Regions from separate parts of the Homo sapiens genome. Here region 2 is linked to region 1. A link is a contact called in ENCODE Hi-C data. All regions are on one chromosome and are shown on one strand. The core of a region is the stretch at or near the end of the contact, and the rest is flanking DNA. Distances in the headings are between cores, read along the strand shown. Region 1 overlaps PDZRN3 (PDZ domain containing ring finger 3). Region 2 holds the start of PDZRN3-AS1 (PDZRN3 antisense RNA 1).

Evidence for each region. A loop is a pair of places that touch in the nucleus more often than their neighbours do. Pooled maps may share reads with other maps.
Region 2: a map of sigmoid colon shows a loop between it and region 1 (2.8-fold over the local background). The contact joins the promoter of PDZRN3-AS1 here to the enhancer-like site in region 1. A Hi-C loop is called at or near these places in 4 of 168 maps with a recorded cell type or tissue (esophagus muscularis mucosa, prostate gland, sigmoid colon and 1 more) and 4 of 50 pooled maps.

The regions. Positions count from the first base shown.
Region 1 is chr3:73,418,269-73,423,470 of GRCh38, forward strand. The region is part of intron 3 of PDZRN3 (PDZ domain containing ring finger 3); the gene reads right to left. Among named protein-coding and RNA genes, the nearest start is that of PDZRN3-AS1, 200 kb to the right of the region's middle. Within about 2 kb of position 2,005, at least 4 of the 41 ENCODE cell types and tissues checked have a DNase peak (open chromatin) inside an H3K27ac peak, as active enhancers do; they include sigmoid colon, where a contact is called at or near this core.
Region 2 is chr3:73,622,137-73,627,338 of GRCh38, forward strand. It overlaps PDZRN3-AS1 (PDZRN3 antisense RNA 1), which reads left to right and starts at 1,432. Exons shown (of 2, transcript NR_046681.1): 1 at 1,432-1,829; 2 at 3,276-5,202. It overlaps PDZRN3 (PDZ domain containing ring finger 3), which reads right to left and starts at 2,805. Exons shown (of 10, transcript NM_015009.3): 1 at 1,967-2,805. The coding sequence starts at 2,689. RefSeq lists an enhancer at 224-738.

The DNA.
Region 1 (5,202 bases), core at 755-3,254:
GGAGGCCCACAATACCTTTGGAGAACTGAACAGAAATAAACATGTTTGTGGAAAGTATGAACTGGGCTAAAAACACTGCAAGATTCATGTATAGGTGAGTCCATTGATACATGCTGGGAATCAAATGATAAAGTAAACAAAATAGTATACTTGCATCTGAAGAAACTACTGATCATTTCTGGACCTCAATTTCCTTACCTGTAGAAACTGGGAAATTAGATAATGTTGATTTTTAATATAAGAGGAACCTCACTAGACTGGTACTTACACCCTTCTGAATTATTTCAGATCACTCCCCATCTGGTCTTCTATGAATGCTTTACAGCCTTTGTAGCTACAACTCCACAATCTCCAGCCCCAATAATCCTATCACATCCTGGAAGCAGGAACTGGGCCCCCGTCCTTCCCCACCCTATGGCTATGCAGTTAAAACTTCCTGACTTCATTTTCTTGTTCTCAGGTTAGTTACATGGTAGTGTTGCCTCAGGACAATGGATCATTCATCTCCCTGACTCCCAGGTCCAACAGGGGACACAGAAGAGACAGATGCCTTGCCTGCGTTCACCTGGAGAAAGTTTGTTTAGATGACAGAATAACCCTGGGTATATTCCAGCTCAGCAAGCTTGAAATGACTCTGGGGACTTGGCCTGGCCAAAGCACAGTTCTGAAATCTTTTCTTTGTTGTCGAATTGTTAGAGTTTTAACAATGAAGCTAAAGGGGTTGCTTTTAGTGAGAGGTAGGAGAATAAAACTTCACAGGGGCACAGCAATTAGCGTGTGGACTAGATCCCTATGACGGAGAAAAACCTGCAGCATTTTGTAAGATGATTTATTAGACATGGGTAGAATTTGCTAGAAACCTACCAGGAGCAAATCATCTGGGAAGGAATTAATGATCCAAACAAAACACTTGATAATGCAATTAGAACTTGAGGAAACGTAGGGGTTTTTCAGAGAGAGAGAGGGGAGTTCATGTACATGACTTTGATTATGTCAAATGTAAGGCTGGAAAAAGGATGTTAACAAGTTTTTAAAGAGTAAAGTTATCAGAGGGTACAAGGAGATGACGGGGGTGACATTTATAGTTCTGATGCATCAGTGTAGTTATCAAGTGTGCCCAGCTGGGTGGAAATGCACTTGCAGCTTTGTCTCAGCAAAATGGTGTGTGGGTCTGAGAAACAGAAATGAGCATGCTGGAGGCAAAAATACGGATCCCCTGCACACGCAACGGCAGAGAACAGCCACCAGGAGAACGCGGTGTTTTTCTTTAGTTGCTTTAGGCAACACTAAGTTTCCCCCTGCTTTTGTTTGGGTCAGGGATTTTTTTTCCTTTAAATCTTTTCTCAGTTGAGTTTAAAACTGTGAGTATGAAGCTCTCTAAGCTTTTCTTTGACCTCGTTTCATCGTGCCTTACAGATGAGCTCATTGAAAAACGTGTTTTGCAGCGGTACCATCCGCTGAGTATGTCCAGAGGACATTTCTGGCCATATACGTGTCTTAATTGCTATCGCAGGCTTGGCATATCAACTATATCTGGGTCTAACATAGGCTATCTTTTGTTGATATAAACATATATGTTTTTAAATGTGTAATTTGAAAATATGTTCCCTTCATCAGCTTTTTAGTTTGGAGGGGGATGTGGTTAACATTTTTAATGACTTTCCAAAACATTTCTTCTTTAAAATATACATTGCAGAGTCATACACCACCATCCACACAGAGCTTTCATACTTTCCTAAGTGTTTTCACTTGCTTTAGCTCCAGGAATATGTGTCAAACTTGGGATAGCCCCTTAGAAACATGGCCCTCTCTGGATACGAGACAGTGTAGGACACAGATGCACATTAAAGTATTATCAGTGAAATGCTTTTCCTAGAAATCCATGACTCCTTCTGTCTTGGAGACTATGCCTGGCTGACACTGACTGCTCCATATTGAGATGACTCAGGAAGCCCAGCCTGGCCATCGTAACTGGGTCCCATCCTCTGTTTTGTTCCCCTTGCACTTGGCACTGGCCACCCCAAGTGCTGGCTGCGCTGGTGCATTTTCATCTGTGTGATAAAACTTGGTGGATGTTTTCCTCCATCTAAGACCAGGACCTTGTTAGTTGGACCACTGCAGTCCTGCCAGTGGATGCCCCTACTTGGCACACTGGAGGTGTCCAATAAATACCCTACTGAACAAATACTGAATCTGAGAATTTTCCCTAAAAGTACTGCATATTTCCACCACCATATATTGTTTTTAAGAAGCTTTGGCTTTACATACTTCTGTTGAAACCCTTATTCTCCACTGTTCCTTTCAAGAAAATGATGTAGCACCAATGATCTCTGAAGATGTCCACATAAGTTGACCTTTCTGGATCTATTCCCATCATTTTAACTGTCCCCCAAGAGACTTTCAACCCATAAAGATGACCCTCTTTGACCCAATTTTGGAAGCCTGGCTGCCCCCACCTTCTCTAGAAATGCTGGCTTTTTCCTTCAACCCCTAGATTGGCCTATTAGACAATAGAGTCATCTCCCCATATCCATGAGATATTGGCTCCAGTATCTTCCCAAATCCATGAATTCTCAAGTTCCTGATATAAAATGGCACACAGAGTATTTGCATCCTCCCATATAGTTTAAATCACATGGCCATATACTTGTCCTAATTGCTATTGTAGGCTTGGCATACCAACTACATCCTCCCATATACTTTACATCACCTCTAGATTATTTATAATACCTAATACAATGCCTACATCATGGGAATTCAACATAGTACTGGCATGTGGCAAATTCAAGTTTTGCTGTTTGGAACTTTGTGGAATTATTTTTTCCAAATATTTTTGATCATCAGTTGGTTGAATCCACAGATGAAGAACCCATAGATATGAAGTGCTGACTATATGCCCACATAAAGAGCCTACACTGTGCCATACGGGTTCCAGATACACTCACACACACATTAAAGCTCACCTGGACACTCCTAACACCCTAGGAGAAACAGCTCATATTCCTGAGCTTCAGAAGAAGAGTTTAAGGTTCAGAGAGGCCCAGAGACTCTTCCGGGGTCACTCAATGGCAGAGCCATAAAAAGAACCCAAGCCTTCCCCTTTTACAACTGAGGCTCTGAGGGAGAGGGAGGTCCTCTGAAGTAGGACATGAACACTGTGAGCAAGTGGCTATTTTAACCTGTCCCTCAGCACAGCATATGACCCGGAGAACATAGTAGGCACTCACTAAATGCTGCCTTTAAGACAATCAGGTGGTTCTAGACTGTGGTAACTTGCAAATGGAATCCTTCTCCTGCTTTAACAAAACAGGATGAACTTCCACTTGAGCAAGATATAAGATATCACCTTGATACCTCAATTTAACTGCTAAAGCTACAAAACTACTTCAATTTTTTTTGAGACAGAGTCTTGCTCTGTTGCCAGGCTGGAGTGCAGTGGCATGATCTCGGCTCACTGCAACCTCCGCCTCCCAGGTTCAAGCGATTCTCCTGCCTCAGCCTCCCAAGTAGCTGGGACTACAGGTGTGTGCCACCACGACCAGCTCTTTTTTTGTATTTTTAATAGAAACGGGGTTTCACCATGTTGGCCAGGATGGTCTCGATCCCCTGACCTCGTGATCTCCCCGCCTCAGCCTCCCAAAGTGCTGGGATTACAGGCGTGAGCCACCGTGCCTGGTCAAGTACTTCCATTTTACAGAGGAGAAAACTGGGCGGAGTTTCTTGTTTGGGTCTTTATATGATGTTTCTGCAGTAGAACCACATTCCTTTAGAGCCTTTACCCCACATTGTAATTATATTCTCAGCAGTGTAGTATTTAACTTCTGACCCCATCTCTCTCTAGAATGTAAGCCCCTTGAGGGCAGGGACTTTTCTTTCCATTGTACTACACTGGAACATTCCTCCAGAACACTAGAGGGAGATGCCCACTAATGTCTTTTAATGGAATGAGTGACAGGATGAGTGAGGGAGCCTGCCCAAAGTCACTGGAGTCAGACAGTCCTGTGTTATGATCTTGTCTCTGCAACTTACCAGCTGTGTGACTCCAGGCTGCTTTGTCAACTACTTTAACCCTCAGCTGTCTCATCTGTGAAATGGAAATAATAACTGTATCTATACTTTTAAGGGGCTGTGTGAGAAATACATGAGCTTTTGGATATAACTCATGCATTTAAAGCCTGTGCAGGATAAGTAACACTCAAAAGCTATTTATCTTTGTTCTTATGAGGACAGGAAAAAAAATCACTGAAATATTAATTTGGGTTGGCACTTGTTAATTCAAGGATAAAAAATACAACACTGGAACTGTGTCCTCCCTCCCCTGGCTTTCTTAACCATGGTTGGATATGGAGTAGAGTTGGTTCTGAGACTTCATGGACAACTTTGAGAAAAAGGATGCATGGACCCTTTTGGTCAATTTCTCAGTGGTGGTTGACTCCCTCCCTTTCCTCTTTGGGGAACAGCCACTACTTCCTGTTCCAATCCATGGCGCAACTTGGAACAAAAAGTTCAAGTTAATTTAACTGGGGAGGGAGAGATTAGACAGACATGCTAAACAACTCAAACTTTAAATACTGGGAAGTTTCCAGGTACTCAGTCCAATGCTATAAATCTTGGATTTAGAAAGTCGCCAGAGAGAGAAATAAAAAGGAGAAAATACCAAGCAAAGGAAACAGAGGTATCTCTTATTAAGGAATTAGTCCAGATAGGAACTTATCAATGGAGGCAGTTAGCTGCAACATATAGTAACTAGTATATAAAATGTACAGTATGTGCATTACAAGTTATTCCTGCCAGTCATCCCCTAACTAGATAAAAGGAACTTAATTTTGAATATAAAATACCATTGTGATTCTGAGGGGAAATAGCTGCTGCTTTTCATCTCCCGCTGCTAACTGAAATATTGTTATGAAGGATAGTAATTTCTCTGTTTTGAGACTCCCAAAATAGAAAACAGCTGCTTGATAAAGGAAAATTGGTTCATATTCTTTAGAGTTTTACTTTATTAAAGTGCATGTCACTTCTAATGTTATGTGCCACAACCACTGACACTTTTGGGCAAGGGAGGGGAATAATTGTCATGTGAGGCAAAACAGGAATGTGTCTGTGTTATGGTAAACTGCTTAACGCACTGGGAGAAAACTGTTATTCTCCCAGATGTCTAACAAATTACCTCTGTTTTCACTGGTTTAGTGCTGTGAATAG
Region 2 (5,202 bases), core at 182-2,681, 200 kb after region 1:
CTCTGTTTTGGTGATTCGAAGGCTCACACCAGTCTTTTGTGTGCCTGTGAGGTCCTGGGCAAGCTGTGGAGCTGTAAATATTTGCCCTTCGCCCAGAGCTGGCCAGCTGCTGAGACTGCAGCTGACAGACAGGCCAGGGGCCAGGAAGGGGGGCCAGGTCGGAAAACTTGCAGGCCTGGTGTGCACGTAAGGAAAGGGGGCTGGGAGAGGGCAGAGAGAGGCAAAGCAGACACAGGCCCTTGGGGGAGCCTCGGGCAAATATTTTCCCCTTTCTGCCACACCATCTGGAGCAGGCAACCAGAGCGGTGGCAGCAGGCCCAGGCCCCTCCCCAGGAAGGCAGAAGTACCCAGCTGTTGAAAATGTGGCTTCTGCAATCAGGGAAACCAGTGGTTCTCAACCTGGGCGACTTTGCCCCTCCAGAGGACACTTGACAATATTTGGATTGTCACGACTTGGGAGGGAGGCCAAGAATGCTGCTAAACATCCTACAATGCACAGCACAGTACCTCCCCTCCCAACTAAGAGTTATGGGGCCCAAAATGCCAATATGCCCCAAAACTGAGAACTCTGAGGTAGAATCTGAGTCCGGCTCTGCTCCCTGAGTCACTACTTAATTTTGGACAAGTTATATAACTTCTCTGAGTCTGTTCCCTCATCTCAAAGGACAACATAGGTAATGCATGTAAAGTACTTCCTATTGTTGGTGGCACTTAATAAACACTCAATAAATGGTCCTTGTGGTTGCACTGAGGAGCAACATGATAGTTTATAGAACGTGGGCTGGAAAGATGGGCACGCAAAGGTTCAACATGCAGCTTTGCACCCAAAAGCTGTGACCCAGGCATGAAACTGCCCCTTAATGAGCCTCAGTTTTTTCATCTACTAAGTGGGAAGGGTCACACCAACCTCACTTGATTAAAAAGGAAATGACTGGGAAGAATGCAGCACCCAGCCTGGAGCAAAGTAAACCCTCGCTCAAGGGGACCGCTCAGGTGGAGATGTTAAAAATAATTCTAGGTAACACTTGTTGAGCATTTATTTACTCTCTGCCAGGCACAGTACGAGGCCCTTCTACTAAACTCTCTCCCTGAAGCCTGACAAAAACCTTTCGCACTGAGGGAAACTGAGGGATCTGGGAATTAAGCCAGAAGCTCACCCAGCTGGTCAGCAAAAAGCCCAGATTTGAAAACAGTTTTAACTCCAGAGGACTCACACTTAATTATTACTTTATACTTGTTGGGGGCAGAGTGCTCCTTTAATTCTTTCTGAAATCCCTGGATGAATACCTCAGGGGTGCCTGGCTGTGTTTTTACTCTGTATACCACGTCTCTAGGGACCATAGTTTCCAACTTTAGAGAGGTTAAGCAGCTTGCTCAAGGTCAGCCAGCTAGTTGGCTGCAAAGCCCACGCTTGCATCCAGCTTTTACCCCAGAGGCCTCTCTTCTGATATCCTTCTTAACTTAATCTACACTGGCTGTGGGTTCCCTTTATTTTTTTTTCTGGAATCCTAGAGGATGCACGGATACAATTCACCCAATGTGTCCATCTCTCCTCTCCTAAGTGTCAGTCTATAGGTTTCTGACCTCTAGAGGGTAAGCAACTTGCCCGAGATCCCCTAGCTGGTCTGAGCAGCAAAGCCTTTGAACGCAGTTTTGACTCTGGAGCTGCATTCTTCATTCTTATCCTACACTTGCTTGTGAATTCTTTTTCGTCCTTCCAGAATCCCTGAAGCTGTACAGCTATACTTTACCGGTTACGTCTAGACTATAAAGGACCACAGTGTTCCACCTCAGGCAGGTTCAGCGACCTGCAAGTAGTGATACAGCTGGTAAGCAGTGGAAGAAGAGGGAGGAAGCAAGGATGTTCCCGGGAAGCTCGGGGCATCCCTGTACCCAAAGGGATGGGGCGGGGCCCTGGGTCCCCAGGGATCCTGGCTGGAGGTCGGGGCGGGCAGCAGGCGCCTACCTTGCCGCCGGGCGGCGCGGCCACGCAGCGGCTGAGCGAGTCGAGGCGCGCGCTGTATTCGGTGAATTTCTTCTGGTAGCGCAGCGCGGTCATCTGCAGCTCAAGCTGCGCCGCGGCCAGCTGGGCCACCAGCGACTTCTCGCGCTTCCCAGCGCGCAGCGCCTCCTTCTTGAGCGCCTTGTGCAGCGCGCCCAGGCGGGCCTGGAGCGCGCCGTTGTGCGCCCGCAGCGCTCGCGCGCAGCAGTGGCCGCCCGCGCGCTGCTCGCCGTGCGTCAAGGGTAGCCCGCAGCCCTCCTGGCAGCGGCCCACTGGCCGCGCGTCGCAGGCGTCGCGCATGTGCGCCTCCACGTCGCGCCGCAGCAGCACCTGGCCGCAACCCGCGTGGCGACAGCGCGCGGGCGCGAAGTCGCAGCGCTCGAGGTGCTCCGGCAGCTGCTGCAGCTTGACCACCCGGCCGCAGCCGCGCGTCGCGTACGCGCACTTGATGTCCAGCTTGAGGATAAGGCGCTTGAGCGGCAGGACGTGGTTGAGCTCTTTGGCCGACAGGCGACCGCGGCAGCGCGCCGGGCAGCTGCCCTCCTGCACCACCCAGGGCAGCACGCAGCCGGCGCAGAAGACGTGGCCGCACGGCGTGGTCAGCGGGTCCTCCAGGACCTTGTGGCACAGCGCGCACTTCAGGTCCGGGTCCACGTCGCCGTCGAAGCGGTCCAGCTCGAAGCCCATGGTGGCGGCCAGGCCCCGGGGTCGCCGCCGGGCGGCCGGGCGCCCCCTCCCTCCCCACGAGGCGGCCCAGACAGGCCGGCTACGCCGCCCGCGCGCTCGCTGGCTCTCCCCGGACTGAGCCTAATTGATCCAGACTTCCTCGGAAAATGCCCGAGGAACAGGACTCCTCCGGCCGTATTTGCGCGAGCGCGAGCGCACATACATCGTGCCTTGGATGCCTCCCGCCAGCCCCCCGAAAAAGGGAGGAGGCTGGAAGGCAGAAGCGCGTGGGAGGACACTGAGGCTCGCCAGAAGGGACGGGCCAGCCCAGGACGCCAGCCTGAATCTTCTCGGGAAACTCCTTTCTGTTCTCTTACAGTCTACGCTATAGGAGACAAAACGCCAGCCGAGAAAAGCTCGCTGAGTTTGGAGCTGAGGCTACTGCTTTCTCCCAAGGGTTCTCTTCGAGCCCCTTCCCGAACGGATCAAAACTTTTTTACTCCCTTCTCCCTCCCCCTTCCTCTAGTGGCTGATTGCAGAGGACTAAAAATATCTTGGGGCCCGCTATCTCAGCACTTACGGTCTTTATTTATTTATTTCATTCCAGGGAAAGTTACAGAGCCTGCGGGAAGCTCCGGCTGCAACTTCAGTTCTGACCAGAGGTTCTGTGAACCTTCAGGATTTAGCAGGTTTCCAGGACCGGTGGGTGAATCTACCCGGGGAAGTTTTGGTGGACAAGAGCTGCTCGCCAGCTGTCGGAGTGGGAGAGGCCAGCGTGCTGGCTCCATCCACTTCACCTAACACCTCTGAAGTGTCTGCCCTGCAGTGTGGCAAGCGTGGTGCTGAGCGCTTCTAAATCCGTCGCTTTAAAGATCATTAGTACAATGTTGTGAGAGGGTTAGCTCCATTTGAAAATTATTTTCCCGTGATTACAAAAGAAGCGATGCTGACTGCAGAAGTTAGAACTGGGAGAAGACTCATCACCCCCATGATCATGTCAACAACTGCCCTCCTTCAGTTTTGGTTTGTTTTGTGTGTACACTCTGTCATCTTTCCATTGAGGAAACTCAGGCTAGAAGAAGGATAAAAACAAAACAGAAAACAAAACAAAACAAAAGTGCCCTGTAGGGTCCTGTAGGTCAGTGTTTCTCACATTTTAATGTGGTTGCGGTTCTGATACAGTGGGTCTGGGGCGGGTTCTGAGAATCTCCATACTGAAAGCACTTCCAAGTGATGCCAATGCTGCTAGTCCATGCTGGTCCTTGGATTCCCACTTGATTGGAAAACCCTGGCGATCCATAGATCTGGACATTCATTCCCTGCAGTACAGCAAACCTGGCTGGGTAGGATTCAGCAACAGTCCTGAGCAATGGAGGAATATTTTTGGAATTCCAAACTGGGTGTAAAGTTCATAGCATCATCCATTGATTTTATTTTATTTTATTTTTACCTCCCAAGGCTATAGACATTCCTAAGAAACACGCAGTCAGCTTTTGGTGAGAGTGGAATCAAGCTATGGAATTCTCATTTGGAATCTGCTTCCAGTTTCTGAACAGTGAAGCGGGAGAGTTCTGAACAGTAAAGCAGGAGCTCTGTATTCAGCGAGACTCTGGGGCCTGGAAAGTGGGATTACAGCATCCATTTTGTCTAATTGCTTTCCTTCTTTCTTTTATGTGGCTGCTAAAGCCCCATGACCTTCACTATTTAACTGCTTCATCAGAGTGAAAGAATTGCCTTGATGTTCATAAGGATTACTTGTTTCACACTGACCTTTAAAAAGTTGTCACTCACTAGATTTTTCAGTGCATGGTTGAGGTCACTGGACAGTGTTCTTTAATCAGTTTTGGTGGCATTTGTTGCCTATTTGAGGTGGAGACTTTCTTTTAATTGCTTTAATCAATTAATGCATTGCTTTGATAGGATTCTGCATGGGGTGGAATATTATTGGCCTTTGTTCAGATAAGCTTGTGCCAGGGAATCCTCCATCAGTATATTCATTAAACTGCTCATGGGCTCTCAGATAATGGGTAGGAAACAAATTCTTTCACCAAAGGTGTGTGGGCTTGTCAGTTTCACAGAATGAGCTAGTGTCAACAGGGTGATAATCTTCAAACCAAACTGGTTTTGAGAAACAGAGAAGTTCTGTCCTACACCATAAATGTAAATTAGTGCTTACTTGGGGTGTACACTTTTTTGGAGATGTTCTACCACCCCTCGGGTGGTCTCCCAGATGGCAGATTGAGAGGTTGTTGCTGAAATGCTACAGCTGAGGCCACAGAGAAGCCATAGCCTACTGTGGATTGGCCTCTTTAGGCAAAAGGAAAGTCTGTGCCACTCCTCAATGGTTAATTTTAGTATCAAAATTCTTGGAGGTTAGAAAAAAAATCCTACAATGTCAGAGCTGGCAAGACTATTATTTCAGTCACCAAACTTAACAGGAGAAACGAGAGCCAAAAATATTAGGAAAAAGGAGTTGAGGGCAGAGTTACTCAACCTTGGTACTACTGACATTTTCATTCAAATAATTATTTGTT